Linked DNA regions of Homo sapiens: region 2 is linked to region 1. A link is a loop called in an ENCODE intact Hi-C map of the cell type or tissue named here. Cell type or tissue: OCI-LY7. All regions are shown on one strand.

The links. A loop is a pair of places that touch in the nucleus more often than their neighbours do. Peaks named below come from ENCODE experiments on the same cell type or tissue, not always from the same donor. Only the 100,000 strongest peaks of a DNase experiment are listed, where the experiment ranks them.
Region 2: a loop joins it to region 1, with 2.9 times the contacts of the local background. A loop is called at or near these places in 4 of 110 quality-filtered maps.

What each region holds. Positions count from the first base shown.
Region 1 is chr2:197,704,519-197,712,518 of GRCh38, reverse strand. MARS2 (methionyl-tRNA synthetase 2, mitochondrial) reads right to left here and starts at 7,150. Exons shown (of 1, transcript NM_138395.4): 1 at 4,124-7,150. The coding sequence starts at 7,113. The coding sequence ends at 5,332. RefSeq lists enhancers at 6,747-6,866, 6,907-6,956 and a silencer at 7,097-7,336. In OCI-LY7, CTCF peaks have their summits at 4,515 and 4,717 (motif pointing left); DNase peaks (open chromatin) are centred at 4,738, 5,958, 6,598, 7,178 and 2 weaker places; H3K4me3 peaks cover 5,240 bases; H3K27ac peaks cover 1,436 bases.
Region 2 is chr2:197,385,645-197,393,644 of GRCh38, reverse strand. It overlaps SF3B1 (splicing factor 3b subunit 1), which reads left to right. Exons shown (of 25, transcript NM_012433.4): 24 at 457-673; 25 at 1,184-3,861. The coding sequence ends at 1,342. Among named protein-coding and RNA genes, the nearest start is that of SF3B1, 45 kb to the left of the region's middle. In OCI-LY7, a CTCF peak has its summit at 3,754; no DNase peak of the experiment used is centred here.

The sequences.
Region 1 (8,000 bases):
ACTACATATATTGCTTTTTAAATTTAATTTTGAATAGTTTTGTCTTTTGACAGAAGACTCATGAAGTTTTATTTTATTACAATTACTGACATATTTGTATTTATTTCTGCCATTTTATTTTGGGCTTTCTATTTACAATATTTTTCCTTTTTCTTTGCCTCTTTTTTCTCCTACCTGTCTTCTATTGCATTGTTCCTTCCTGGCTTCTGTTGGATTGTTTTCTTTCACTTCTCTTTTCATCTGGCTTGAAAGAAATACATTCCATTTGTATTATTTTGTGATTAATCTAAGATGTATACCATGTTTATTAACTTTATATTTTTAATATCTATAGCTTTTTAACCAATAGAAGCTTCTAGACTGGTTTCAAAGGAAGCCAAACTACTGAAGCTATTTTATTTAATGTGTTCCAAAAATATACAATCAGGAAAAAATGTGTAATTGGTCATATTTTTATGGAATGTATTAAAAGAATAATATGATGATACCAACCTATAACAATCATTATCTAGTTTTTGAAGCTTCATCATCATGTTAAATCCCATAAACAATTGATTCTCAACTAATGAGGGTACATGTACAAGGCATGGCCTTAATAGCAGTAGCACAGAGGTGTTAGTACCATTTCTCCCACATCATAATCTAAGAAAGGCATCCTCCATTTCCATAGTTATTCCTGGGTCTGTCCCTTCAGCTTACCCAGTGAGTCAGGCCCTCTGCAGATGTTTCATCCAGAAGTGACTCAAGGGCAGGGCTCATCCCTCCTTGGAGCTATAATTTTCTTCTTGCAGATGGCACACTTGGTTTCCTGAAACATCTTGAACATCTCACACCATCCTGTTCTTAAGTGAGGAGCAGTGGACTTTAAAATCCATGGTGAGTAAACTGTGCCATTAGCTAAGGGGGTACAATTCAGCTCAAGGCCAAGGATGAAACATATGTACTATGCCTTGCTTACCTTGGTGAACATCCAAGTATGGCTGAACCTCCCAAGTGGTACTCATCAGAAGAGGCATGGTAGAGGATATATTATTTCTAGTTGTCGGGGCCATAGGAAGATCCTGTTGGTGTGTAGTTCCTTCTAGTTCCCTTCCCTCATCATGAAAAGTGGAAACTAATGTGATACAATCCTAAACAAACTATTTAAATATGGCCAACTGTTTCCTGCTAGGTAGTTCCTTTAATTCAGAGGATCTATTCTGGGTAACCCAAGACTACCTACTAAAGAGAAGCAGCTAATTTCACCTCTAAATTGGTTAGTCCCTTCCCCTCTGCTCAAAGTAGTTATTGGTGACATAGGAAGGAAGTTTAACCAGGGCTTCTCCTGTCCTGTCTCCAGAAAGAATAAGATACTCTTCCTAAAAGGTTAAAATTCCCATTAACCTTAATTAACTTGGTTGTTAACTGTTGTTAACCTCCAAATTTGGTGTGTTCCTCTTGATAAGAGTTAACTAATCCTCTCCAAACTTCCTGCAAGAGGAAGGGGCAGGGTGAGTTTTGTTGTGCTGAAATAACATATATTATACTATCTTAGTTTTCCAAGAGACTCAAGGGCTTTCTTCTAGAATCTATCAATATGTCTACATATTGACAATAATATGTATAATATTACACATATTATTATACATATAATACATATTATATTATATGTATTATATATATACATATTATATTATATATGTATCATATAATACATATTATTATTATACATATAATAATATGTATAATAATAATAATAATCTGTCAATAATCTGTCAATATGTCTACACCCTTTTAGGTCCATTGATATTCACTTTCTGACAAAAGACAAGGCAAGGACCCACCAGCACTCCAGGTCTCACTTCATGATGATGTCATCCTCATTGAGGGCTCACAACCTGACCAACTACTGGTTTCACTTCAGTTTTGACATTTCCCAGAGCTAAAGAGCTAACCTAAGTCCCAATCACAGGTACAACCACCTTGGGGGGTGGGGGGAAGGGGGAAGACCAGTGTCCCAGGGCCCATGTTCCAGCCTAGGCCCTTCTTAAGTACTCTGACATCAACTTCATATTCAATTTATTGGGCTCTTCATAGACCCTACAAAGTCCACAGATTCTTAAGAGAAATAATGAGGTCTACATGCAGAATAAACTGAGGTTTCAATAAAATCAGAGATTATATCTATTTCTTATGCTCCTTCTTATAGCCATAGGTCTTCTGTCTAATCTATGAGTTCACTTGTGAAACAGCCCTCCAGTATATAATGGGGCAACTTAAAATGTGCATTGCCCACTTCTCACATGACTTCACAGAGAGGATTATAGTCTGCTGAGTGAGTTGACGTCTTTTTATTACTCTCCTAATGTGACATCCATGAATACCTGATCTAGGCAGTGGTCTTTCACCTCCTGCAACGCTGCTTCCAGGAACACACCAAAATGAATATTTGAGGACTTCAAGGATAGTATTTGGAAGACAGTTACTTTCTGGCGAAGGAATCCAGAAAATGCCAGATAAAAGTATTAACAGTGCTAGAGTAGGGAATTCTACAAGTGTATCATTTTCTACCAGAAGTGGTTAGGATGCCCCCTCTTGGAAGTACATCCCCTTCAGTTTTCACGTATTCTCCATTTGCTATTCTTAAACTTCTGGACCAACTCAAACACATCACTAATTATTCAAAGAATATTTGCTGTATCTATTGTGCCTCCTATAGAGAATCCAACTGGTTCATCTTCAGGATCACCGCAGAAGTCAGATCCAACTTACCACACATTCCTCCATTTAAAATACCCTGTCTTTGGAAAGTCAGGCCTCTGCACCAAAGCTAAGCCATCATATCCCCTGTGACCTGCACGTACACATCCAGATGGTCGGTTCCTGCCTTAACTGATGACATTCCACCACAAAAGAAGTGAAAATGGGCTGTTCCTGCCTTAACTGATGATATTACCTTGTGAAATTCCTTTTCCTGGCTCATCCTGGTTCAAAAGCTCCCCCACTGAGCACCTTGTGACCCCCACCCCTGCCCGCCAGAGAACCCCCTTTGACTGTAATTTTCCTTTACCTACCCAAATCCTATAAAACGGCCCCACCCCATCTCCCTTCGCTGACTCTCTTTTCCGACTCAGCCCGCCTGCACCCAGGTGATTAAAAAGCTTTATTGCTCACACAAAAATAAATAAATAAATAAATAAATAAATAAATAAATAAATAAACAAAATAAAATATCCTGTCTTTCTAATAATTACGCCCTGTCCTATCTGGTTCCCCTATGTTCTTGTGTCCTCCAGTATCACAAATATCCAGGTAGCCAGCTAAGTGCCTGCACAAATGACAGACTGCACTAAAAGAACTCCATTGACACCCTCCAGCAAGCAAAGGTCGATTGTATTGACCAGCACAAGGCTATAGGAAAGATCATTCAAGTAGAAGACACTGTCTCCATCCATGGTAGGAACTGTAACACTGCTATAAGAGCACTTCAGAGGCAGAGGTTATCATCTCACTGGTTTTCAAATATGTTTTCCTTCATCCACGTAAATACATATTATCTTTTTCCACTCTCTGCTCTATCCACCTGTAGGAGATATTACACTCCTACATCCTATGCCCCAGTAGTCTGTGCTAATAACCCCAGCAGTTAACTTGAACATGTCATGTGGAAAGCCCAGACTTATGAATAAGAAGGGTCTGAAGGGACATTTGTGGCAACAGTCCTTCCACCTTTAGAATACCTTCAAGCATTCTCTTCTAAGCAATATTCCAGCAACCAAAAATTCCTCATTTCGCTGATTAATAAACAGAAACTGGAACTGAATGGTGGCACCTAGAATAAATCCAGGGGAACTACCAGTACAATAGTTTAATTCATTGTGGGCCCTCTCTACTTGCTACCATACTTAGAATGTATATTCCAAGGCAAGTTCTCATTTTGAACTTTGGCCCAGCTGTCTAATCACCTATGAGACATAACTGGCTTACTATGTTGTAATCACTGTATAAATTGCTAACATCTTCTCTGTGATGTTCTCTTATGGAGCCTTAGAGAGATTCCTAAATCCAGTCTGAGATTCCTGAAGCATTGGTCAGTTCCTCCTTTCACCATCACCTTCAACGAATGCAACAGAACAGATCTGAATAAGGTACTTACGAACTTTTAAACTTTAATAACTTAAGTTAAAAGAGCAAAAGAAATAATCAGTTAAAATTACCTGAAAGTTGTGTATTAACATTTATAATAACTATTACACAATTTCTATATTGTATTAAAGATCCTGATTGACCAAAAGAAATCATGAGGTAAATTATGCACATGGATAACAAAATTAAGACTATAAGAAATATAAAGAAAACATTGCCCTTTTGAACTATTTACAAATTTTTAAATCATACCTGTAACCTAATGTTACTAAAGTTTAAAATTTTTAACATACCAAGTGCCTCAAGAGTTTTATAATTTATTATATAAACAACTTGATACATTTACTTATTCACTTATTAAACATTTAACAGAGTAAATGTCATTTTTCAGTAGTCTGAAAAAGAACGAGGATTCTGATAAGTTTGGGGGGGTTTTTTGCTTTCCATTAAAACAATAGTGGTTGCAAAGCTATCCCTTATTTTAAGAAAAGCAATAAAAATGTAAAGATCTGCAAAATTAGAAAGCAGAAAACTAATTTATTCTAAATATTCCGAATCCTCAATCTTTAGTAAGTAAATGTGTGAGATTAGAGCCATCTACCGGTTGAAGTGTGATGTTACACAACCCAACTGTTGGACTATTAACAAAGCAGGGAGACTTAGTTGTAGGAATTTAAATGGGGATACACATGGGCAAAAATCATCTGGTCTAGGACACTGGTTCAAGGGTTTAATAAAATACTCTCTTTTTATCAGGAAACCCAACATGTGTAACAAAGTAGGATCCCCCTGTAAAACCACCAGTAAGGGGCCTCCAACCCTGACCCTCAAAGAAAGGAGTCACTAATTAGCCTGAGAAGCAGAGGCCAGGCCAATGAAAAACCAGCCACGAGAGGTAGTTTGGGCAAATAACTGTGGTTTGGAAGGAGGCACAAAGAAGGAACAGCATTAGCAACACTGTCTCTTACCCATCTTTCCCCTGAAGACATCTTAGACACACAATGCACAAAGGACAGTGATCAATGGTCACAGAGAAATGAATAGGAGCAGGCACCTGAAAGGCTACAAACCTCTTTTCACAGGGACACAGCTTATGTGCTCATTTGATTCCACACTTAAGAAAATACTAGTATAACTTTCCTGAAAATAAAAAATAAAAAGATAACACATTTGCTTTTTTACCACAAGCCGGTAAGAACTGAGTTTCTAGGTCCGGTGGGCTTTCACCAGCCAAGTCCTGGACTGGTCTAGTCTTGGAAACAAAAGCCCAGTTTCAGGTCCCAGCCTCCTCCCTTCAAAAGGGCATGGATGTCCATAGAATCGAGGCAAGAAATAGAGCTCTCCAAGACTCCTCTCTGAGGCAGAGACCCCCAGCCTAGACAGCAGCTTGTCAGCTAGGCTTGGGGTGACAGGCTGCAGCAAAGTCCCAAAGACTCGCAAACATTCCAAGGCCACATGAAGCACAGTACCCAGCCAGGGAGCATCCACTGGGCTCTCCCAGTTCAGCTTCCATGGTGCATGCCTTTGGACAAAACCATTAGTTTGCCGGACACAGCTGGACACGGCCTCCAGAGCCTTATATATCCGAAAGTTATCATAGTGGTCTGCTACCTGCTTTGGCAAAGTGGCCACTGCGCTCACCAGAGCATAATCCTCTGCCTGAGCACGAACTGACGGCCCCACCAACCCTGGCTCACTAGGGAAGCAGGTAGTGCAGAAGGCTGGGTAGGTCTCAGAAGGATTTATTCTTTTGGCAGTGCATCGGTTCAAGAGACCTCCCAAGGCATCTGCCAGCTCGGAGTTCAGCAACTTAACCACCTTTTCATCATAGTAGTCACAGTCCCAGTTGGGGACGCCCTGCCGAAGGAGAAAGTAGCGGAAGCCATCCACGGTATAGCGGTTAAGGCAAGTCCTAGGATCCACCACGTTGCCCAAGCTCTTGGACATCTTTTGGCCACAGACTGTCCAGTGGGAATGGACACAGATGCGCTGTGGCGGGCTCATGCCGGCCCCTAACAGGAAGGCAGGCCAATAGATGGCATGGAATTTGAGAATGTCCTTACCTATGATATGAGAGGTGGCCGGCCACCAAGATTTGAACTCAGCATTTGGGTAGCCAATTACAGTGAGGTAGTTGACCAGGGCATCCAGCCATACATAGATGGTCTGCGAATCATCCCCGGGCACCGGAATGCCCCAGTGCAAGTGGCTACTTCTGCGAGACACGGACAGGTCGGGCAGCTCCTCGTCCAGCCACTGAAGAACTACGTGATGAAATGGTTCGGGGGTGATCGCCTGAGGGTTGCCCCGCAGCCACCGCTGGAGTGGCTTCCGGAACTGGGAAAGCCTGAAAATGTAGTTTTCTTCCTTGGTCCAGGAGACTGGATGCCCGCTCTCGAGAGATACAGGAAACGAATCCCCCGATGGGCCCGGCTGCTGGGTGACCTTGGCCTCAGGCAGGAAGCACTCGTCGGAAGCGCAATACCAACCTTCATAGACGCCCTTGTAGAGCAGACCGCGGGACTTAAGCACCCCCCAGAAGTGCTGCACAGCCACCCGGTGCCGGGCCTCCGTGGTGCGGATGAAATCTGTGCAGGAGATACCGGCCTCCTGGAAAAGCTGCTGGAACTGCTCAGAGACTCGGTCGCACAGCTCGGTCGGGGCCAGGCCCGCGGTAGCTGCTGCCTGCTGAATCTTCAGCCCGTGCTCGTCGGTACCAGTGGAGAATCGCGTGGCGGCCGTGCTGGGACCTCGGAGGCGACGGTGGCGGCATAGGGCGTCCGCCAGTAGTGCCGAGTACAGGTGCCCGATGTGCGGCGCCGCGTTCACGTAGAAAATGGGTGTAGTGAAGTAGGCGCGCACATCACAAGCATCATCGCCGGCACTGAGGGAGCCCGAACTGTAGTAGCGTGGGCCGAAGTCCTCCAGGAGAGACAGCCTACTAGCCCCCGTGCGTCCTAGCAGGCGGAGGACGGACGTTCGCAGCATGGTGCAGACCGGCCGCAAGCGGAGGAGGCGGCGTTCTGACAGCACGTGTGAGAGGCGCATGCGCAGCCGGGTCGCGCCGCAGCTTCCGGCCGGAAAGCCAATGAAACGCGGCCCCGAGCGCCGGCCCTCACCGCCCTCCCCGCCCGGCCCCGCCCCGCCCGCGCCTGCGCCGTCCGCACGCCGAAAGCCGCGGCGCCAGAGGCCGCCAATGGACGGCGGCTTGCCAGAAAAACAGCTCAGAGTTGCCGGGTTTAGGAGAGGCTATGAAAGAAGACGAACCTCTTTGCCTTCGTATAACATACTGTGTTTCCTGCTTTGGATTGTAATTTTATATTTATGAATCTGTTTCCCCCTCTAGGCTGAGCTGCTTGTAGGCAAGAGTTTTATATTCAGCCGTTTGTCTAAACCCCGTCCGTGGCTGGCATACTGCAAGACAGAGTATTGCTCTGCACATGCCCTGTCGATATCTAAAATGTCACCTAAATTTTATCTCAGAGCCTAAATCAATCTGTAAGGGAGGGAGAGAGAAAAAAGATGAAAAATCATTACCTACAGCATTTTGAGAGAAGGATAAGAACTGAGAATGGAAGAGAAGTCTTTAAACAGTTTTTGTTGAATCAACAAAAGTAGATTTGTGATCTGCCAAGTTCTTGCCAAAGTTTATTGAGATCCAGGAAAGTAGAGTGCAATATGCTGTCACTGTGCATATAAAGAATAATTTTCAAATTTATTTCTCAAAAAGTTAATTTTTTTAATGGTCTTGAAGTTCTTTTAAAATAGTGTTTCTCAAGTTTGCTTTTAGTAATGGAACCTTAGAATTTTTTTTAGGGGAGGAAACCTCAGGAGCCCAGAATTGAATTAATGTTAATCCCTAGTTCATAACACAC
Region 2 (8,000 bases), 320 kb after region 1:
CCTGTCTCTACTAAAAATACAAAAATTAGGCAGGCGTGGTGGCACACACCTGTAATTCCAGCTACTCAGGAGGCTGAGGCAGGCGAATTGCTTGAACCTGGGAGGCAGAGGTTGCAGTGAGCCAAGATCACACCACTGCACTCCAGTCTGGGTGACAGAGTAAGACTCCGTCTCAAAAAAAAAAAAAAAGTTAATTAGAAAATATGGCTTAATTGTTGAGCCATAGTGAATCTTGAGTAATTAAAGCAAAAGTCCTCAAGTGGAAGCTATTCTAAAGGATATATTAGATATATGAAATGTTAGATGACTTCACATCTATTCAGTGCACTGAATTAGTAATTTAGTTTCTAATGGGCCGGTGAATATTTCCTGTAAAACTAAGACTGTATCTTTAAGGATTTTTCCCCCTTTCTTATAAGACCGCATCTTAAAGGACTTTTTTCCCTTCCGTTGTAGAGACCTTGTACACAGACAGACGGCTAGTGCAGTGGTACAGCACATGTCACTTGGGGTTTATGGATTTGGTTGTGAAGATTCGCTGAATCACTTGTTGAACTATGTATGGCCCAATGTATTTGAGACATCTCCTCATGTAATTCAGGCAGTTATGGGAGCCCTAGAGGGCCTGAGAGTTGCTATTGGACCATGTAGAATGTTGCAATATTGTTTACAGGTAAGTTAAAGATTTTTTTTTTAATCGGTGATTTTTTTTTTTTAAATAATACTTTAAGTTCTGGGATACTTGTGCTGAACGTGCAGGTTTGTTACATAGGTATATATGTGCCATGGTGGTTTGCTGCACCTATCAACCTGTCATCTAGGTTTTAAGCCCTGCATGCATTAGGTATTTGTCCTAATGCTCTCCCTCCCCTTTCCCCCCACTGCCTGTAAGTTAAAGATTTTTAAAAGATTACTTAGCAAGAAAAGTAGTGTATTGAATTAAGTTACTTTTCCTGATTATCATTAGGGTATATTGTGCCATATGGTAGAACAATTGTGTGGTGACAGGGGAGTGAGTTTTGTCTCTTCCATTGCAGCTTAAGAGCAGTGTAATTAGTAGGTTCCCCCCCCCCCAACTCCCCAAGGGAAATAATTTTGAATCATATCTTTATGTTTTCTTAATTTTGTTAAGGTTATGTATGTTCTTAAAAATTGAAATAATGTAACCGTTCAATTATTTTAGGGTCTGTTTCACCCAGCCCGGAAAGTCAGAGATGTATATTGGAAAATTTACAACTCCATCTACATTGGTTCCCAGGACGCTCTCATAGCACATTACCCAAGAATCTACAACGATGATAAGAACACCTATATTCGTTATGAACTTGACTATATCTTATAATTTTATTGTTTATTTTGTGTTTAATGCACAGCTACTTCACACCTTAAACTTGCTTTGATTTGGTGATGTAAACTTTTAAACATTGCAGATCAGTGTAGAACTGGTCATAGAGGAAGAGCTAGAAATCCAGTAGCATGATTTTTAAATAACCTGTCTTTGTTTTTGATGTTAAACAGTAAATGCCAGTAGTGACCAAGAACACAGTGATTATATACACTATACTGGAGGGATTTCATTTTTAATTCATCTTTATGAAGATTTAGAACTCATTCCTTGTGTTTAAAGGGAATGTTTAATTGAGAAATAAACATTTGTGTACAAAATGCTAATTTGTGTGTGTTTTTTGAACATGACTTGTAAAATGCGGAACTTTGATAAAGTATTGGTTTATGTGGAATAAGTGGCTTAATTTCATTTTCTGTCACATGGTTTATAGAAAGTAGTTAGCTGAATAAAAACTATATAAAGTGATGGCATCTTTGTCAAAATTCCATTGTTGTGTTAATAATGACAGCAAGAAGAGTAGCCTCAGGGGATGTTCCCCTCAAACTAGCACAACCATTCCATCATCGTAGAAAAGTAGCACTTTTGCTAAACTGTCTTGAATATTTTGTACTTACATAGCGCCTTTCATCTCTTGATTTCTCAAAATGCTTTATGAACACATTTAAAGAAAGTGGTTTAAGTCTTGTCCAACACTTGACAGGTCTGCTGTGTTTAGCAAGTGAGGAATTTAACTTTACTTCAAAACTGCTTTCTGCCTATTAGGAGTGAGGATACCTAAGTAATGCTGATAGAACAGGACAATGTTGGGCTTTTCTCCATGTTATAAGCCACTACTCAGCAATGCATCAGTAAATACCTATTCACCCACTGTATGCCAGCCACTGTGCTTATATGCAGGGGATGCAAAGGTGCATGAGACCTGCCCTCTACCTTTAAGAACAGTATAATGGAGAAGGGGAGACAAACCTTGTGACAGATTCCTTATGTACTGTGATAATACACAGTGGCAGCAGCTAAAATGTCTAGGTTTGCTTAGCTTTGTATTCAGTAATAATAAGTTGATCTAAGAGTTCAGCATAAACTGAATGAAATGCCATTTAATGGTAGAGGAACCAAGCATTAAGGCAGTACTACACTTAATTTTTTAAGCAAATATGTAAAGTATATTTTCAAACTTTTCTAATGTTATGGCCCCAAATTTCTTAGTTTTGGCCTTTTTACTACCTATACTATTTTTACTGTTTTGTTTTGTCTCCATGTGGTAGTACTTCTGTGAACTCTAAAGGGAAAAAAAATTCTGCAAGCAGCATTAGTATATAACTACTACTGTAAGTAAAACTGCCTATTGACACTTTAGGAGTTCCTGCTTCAGAAGCTTAGTTAAGAAACAGCTTGTGGCCGGGTGTGGTGGCTCATGCCTGTAATCCCAGCACTTTGGGAGGCTGAGGCGGGCGGATCACGAGGTCAGGAGATCGAGACCATCCTGGCTAACGCGGTGAAGTCCCGTCTACTAAAAATACAAAAATTAGCCAGGCGTGGTGGCGGGCGCCTGTAGTCCCAGCTACTAGGGAGGCTGAGGCAGGAGAATGGCTTGAACCCGGGAGGCGGAGCTTGCAGTGAGCCGAGATAGCGCTGCTACACTCCAGCCTGGGCGACAGAGACTCCGTCTCAAAAAAAAAAAAAAAATTGACTTTCAACAAATTGATAGTGAGCATTAAGGGTTTCCAAGTTGGATTTGTAACTCCTCATCATTCCTTGTATGACAACTTTCTGAATATATGTCACTATGTAGTAAAATTAAACACTCCAAACTCATCTTTCTGTTGTTAGAAGTTTTCAGCGGTACTTCCATGCAACTTTAAATCTCACTGCTCTCTATGGTTGATGTCAAATGACCTTCAGTAATGACTGAGAATTGAATACAAATAGATTACAAAGCCAAAATTTGATGTTAAATGACTCAGGAAATTTTAGTTGTATTTTCAATTCAAGTACTTAGTAGCCTACGTTTGCTTGGCCTCTGGTTCTTTATGGAAAATAGGCTTTGTAGTGGCATTGTGGAGCAAAGGAGACTGTTACACCTTAATTAACTTTTTTTACTGATGCAAATAATTTGAGGATAGAGAGGAGGGAAGTAGTGAAAGCTATGACCTAAAACATTGGGACCAAATAGAGGCTCACAGATATTTGGATTATTTTATGTGCTTATTATTAAATAAGGAAAGCATTTTGTGATATGTGGAAGACGCTATGTGAAGTTTTACCTATCTTCTCAAAGACCTTTTCTTTTGTATTTTCTTTTGGTGTTTCTTAAAGCCAAACAAAGAAATGTTCTTAAGGAGACAGGGTGGGTTTTTCTGTGGGCCTTTGTTGGTTTTTCTGTGGGCCATCGCCCTCTAATGGAATTGATCTCTGGCTGTTTGATTTTTTTCATATTGTATTTTTAAAATTTGTTGTACAGTGCCCTGTGAGCACCAAGTACCACTAGATGAATAAAACGTATTATATCTAAAGTCTTAGTAGACCAATTTTTAATCTTAGTTGACTCTGTATTGTTATCACACTGCACTCTGTTGTGGTTGTGCCATTTTTGCAAAATTGAGCTCTTTCGGTTGTTTTCGAAATAAGGGAACTTAGTGTTGAAAAACCAGAGAACTTTTTCTTTAATAAGAAACTAAAAAAGTTGCAGCCACATAGGTTCAGTTTGGCTCTTTGGTTTCCAGTGGCTCTCAAATCCCCTAAGGTTAAAAGAAAACACTACAGCTACCCTAGGGTTTCTCAACCTTGGCATTATTGACATCTTGAATCAAATAATTCATTATTGTGGGGGTGCTGTCCTGTGCCTTGCAGAATCTTGAGCAGTGTTCCTGACCTCTACCTATTGAGATGCCAGCAGCACACCCCCATCCCAGTGTAATAACCAAAAATGCCTCCAGACATTGTCTCATGTCCCTTGGAGAGCAAAATCTCCCTAGGGTGAGAACCACTGAGACCATTGTTTAAGCAGGACTTACATGTTTAATAAAATTAAAGCATGATATATAAAGCATTTGATTTTAGGCAGCAGTTGTCTAGGAAGTAACTAGAAATACAACTTAGCAAATACTTAAATGTCTACCTTGGGGTAAAGCTCCGCATAAGTCCTGGGGAGAGTAAGCTGTGAAAATGTGTAAGATGACCCCGCACTGATCCTCAGAGCATCTTGTGACAGTTGGGAGCCATGTTGGCAGCTCGGGCAGGAGTGCTGGAGGTGGCTTGGTGCTCCACTTGGGATGCTGGTCTTCAAGCATTGTGTTCTCACCTGTGAGCTGGCGATAGGTGGGTTATATGGTACGGCTGGAAGAGGAGGGCAGGCAGGGCACAGAAACCCCTTCCTCCCCTTTTAAAAAATTTGGATAGGAAGCCATGGAGGGAATTTAATGTGACTTGATAGAGAATTTAGGTTTGCAAGGCAGTCAAGATTTGTAGGCAGGAGGGAATAAGTAAGTAAACCAGAGTGAGTGTAGTCAGTGACATCTCTAGTGTTCTTGCTAGAATAACTAAGTTTTAAAATTTATTTTGTGGATTCTAAAAAGATTTTGAAAGGACATGCTTGGGCCTTGGACAGTTACTTTTTTATAGCCTGGCTGATTAATGAAGTTCTGGAAGGAAATTTTAACATGTTAGCTGAGAGGCTGGCGAGGGGATTTAATCTAAATAGGTTTGTGCTAGGAAAAAACTTGTAAATAGAAGAAATTGTTTCTATAACTGCCCAAACTTTGAAAAAAGTTGAAAGACTATTAAATGAGCAACTGTATATTTTCCACTTAAATTCAACAATTAAAATTTTGCTATTTTGCTTTTGTGTATTTATTTTAAATAGTGAATTTCTTGAGACAATTTTCAAGCAGTATTGCTGAAGAGAAGTTTGGACTAGATAAAATAGAGGAGGAAGCTAATGAGCTAAACAAAGTGGGCGACTGCTTGAATGAATGAATAATGAGGCAGAGAAGTGTGGAAATCAAGCACAGATGGAAGGGTTTTCCTGAAGAGGAGGAGCAGCATCTTTCCCTGAGTACATAAGGAAAAAGATATGGTGGGTTATAGGCATGAAAAGTTCATCTATGGCATGTCAGAATTTCAAAACAGTTTTCTTGGTGCTTTAGAAACAAGTAGACATAGTGAGGAAAATGAGACTTGTGTAAAAAATTCATGCAAAAAAGCTGGTGAAGTTTAACACTCAGACACTCTGGTGTCTATAGTATGTATAATGTGTAATGTGTAAACCGATGCTTTACATAGTTTTGATCACAGAAGCAGAATATAATTTATACATTTGGGAAGAAAAGCACTTAGCACCAAGATGATCACCAAGGAAGAACTGTTCACATGCCACATATCTAGGCCATTGTTACTCAAGCGTGGTCTGGAGATTGGCATCAATGTCACATGGGGATTTTAGAAACATGCTTGTAGGCTCCATCCGGAACCTGAATAAGAAGCTGCATCTTTGGGCTGGGCTTGGTGGCTTCGCCTGTAATCCCAGCACTTTGAGAGGGTGAGGCAGGCGGATGACCTGAGGTCAGGAGTTAAAGACCTGCCTGACCAACATGGAGAAACCCCATTTCTACTAAAAATACAAAATTAGCCGGGTGTGGTGGTGCATGCCTGTAATCCCAGCTACTCGGGAGGCTGAGGCTGGAGAATTGCTTGAACCCGGGAGGCGGAGGTTGTGGTGAGCCGAGATCGCGCCATTGCGCTCCAGCCTGTGTAACGGATGAAACTCCGTCTCAAAAAAAAAAAAAAACCCAAAAAACTGCATTTTTATAAGATACCCAAGTGATTCATATGCCATTGAAATTGAGAAGCACTAGACTGGGACACCACTCCATTCTCAATGTGGCAATAACACAGTAAAAAAACAATTGAAGTGCCTATTTGGGTGTGGAAGCAAGTGGGCCTTAGACACAGCCAAGAGGTTATCAAAACACTTCCAGGAAGGTACTTTGCTGGAACCTGGGTGAAATTAAAAGAGAGGGTGCAGGAAGCCTTTTTTATTTTAATAAAATCCATTGCTTTTTCCAATAAAGCAGGTCAGCGTAATGTAGTTAATAAACCTCATAGGTGTATCTCCGTATTGCTTCTGCTGCTTACTAGTTGACTGACATTGGTTGTTGGAGAGGCTTGGAATGGAAAAGGAGAGCTCACTGTCTTGACACTGGTATGAGGTCACCTGGGGGAGCCAGGTAGCCTTTGGGAATCCTGGCTCTGCCCTTACTGTGCCCTGACAGAAGAGTGGAACAGGAAGGCAACACAGTATAGGTTTAGGAGTTGGCTCTGCAGTTAGTCCTGGATTTGTAACCTGGCTATGCCACTAACTGGTGATGTGACCTTGGGCAAGTTTTTTAACCTTTCTATCCTTCAGCTTTTTAATTTGTAAAATGGGGATAATAATAGTACCTACCTCAGTAGGTGGTGGTCCTTGTAAAGATTAGCTAAAATAATGTATATAAAGCAAAGTGCCTAAGCACAGCACTTAATAAATGTAATGGCTGCTGCTGTTGATATAGTTATTTTACTATTATTATAGAGATGGGATCTCACTATATTGCCCAGGCTTGTCTCAAACTCCTAGGTTCAAGCAAATCCTCCTACCTTGGCCTCCCAAAGTGCTGGGATTCGCAAGTGTGAGCCATCACTCCTGGCCTGTTATCATGAGGGAAAAGACCTCTGTTATTGCTGACATTAGAAGGGATGGAGATTGGCAGGTGGCTTGAGGAGCAAGCACTTTGGAAATAACTCTTGAGGAAATAGAAGGCACTCATCAGGGATGTTTAGATTGTCTGGGAATCCCAAGGGATTGCAAGGTATTCTTTAGTATTGCTCAACAGTCCAGCTGGCTAGAGAAGGTATTTGGTTGGACTGATCTGCAGGTGCAGCAGAAGGAAAGAGAGAATTAGGGGATTGGTGTGAGTTCACTTGAAGACTTAAAAGCATAGATTTGGGCCGGGCATGGTGGCTTACACCTGTATTCCCAGCACTTTGGGAAGCCAAGGTGGGTGGATCATTTGAGATTAGGAGTTTAAGACCAGCCTGACCAACATGGTGAAACCCTGTCTCTACTAAAAAGGCAAAAAAATTAGCTGGGCATGGTGGCGCACGCCTGTAGTCCCAGCTAATCGGGAGTCTGAGGCAAGAGAATCACTTGAACTCGGGAGGCAGAGGCTGCAGTGAGCCAAGATGACGCCACTGCACTCCAGCCTGGGTGACAGAGCAAGACTCCGTCTCAAAAAAAAAGTATAGATTTGCTCTTTAAATCTTCAAATCATTTTAGATGGAACTAGTGTCATTCAGTGGTTAGAAGCACCTGAGAAGCACATCCCTCAAGTTTTATTTCTCTGGGAATAGTGACATGATTCTACCCCGAATGCTAAACAAATGAGATATATAGTTCAATACATTTTCATTTTCTAATGGGGATTTTTACATTTTTTTCTTTAATTAATTTATTTGAGACAGTGTCTTGCTGTGTCGTCCAGGCTGGGGCACAATGGCATAATCTAAGCTCACTGTAACCTCTGCTTCCTAGGTTCAAGCGATCCTCCCACCTCAGCCTCTAAAGTAGCTGGGACTACAGGTGCATGCCACCACACCAGGCTAAGTTTTGTATTTT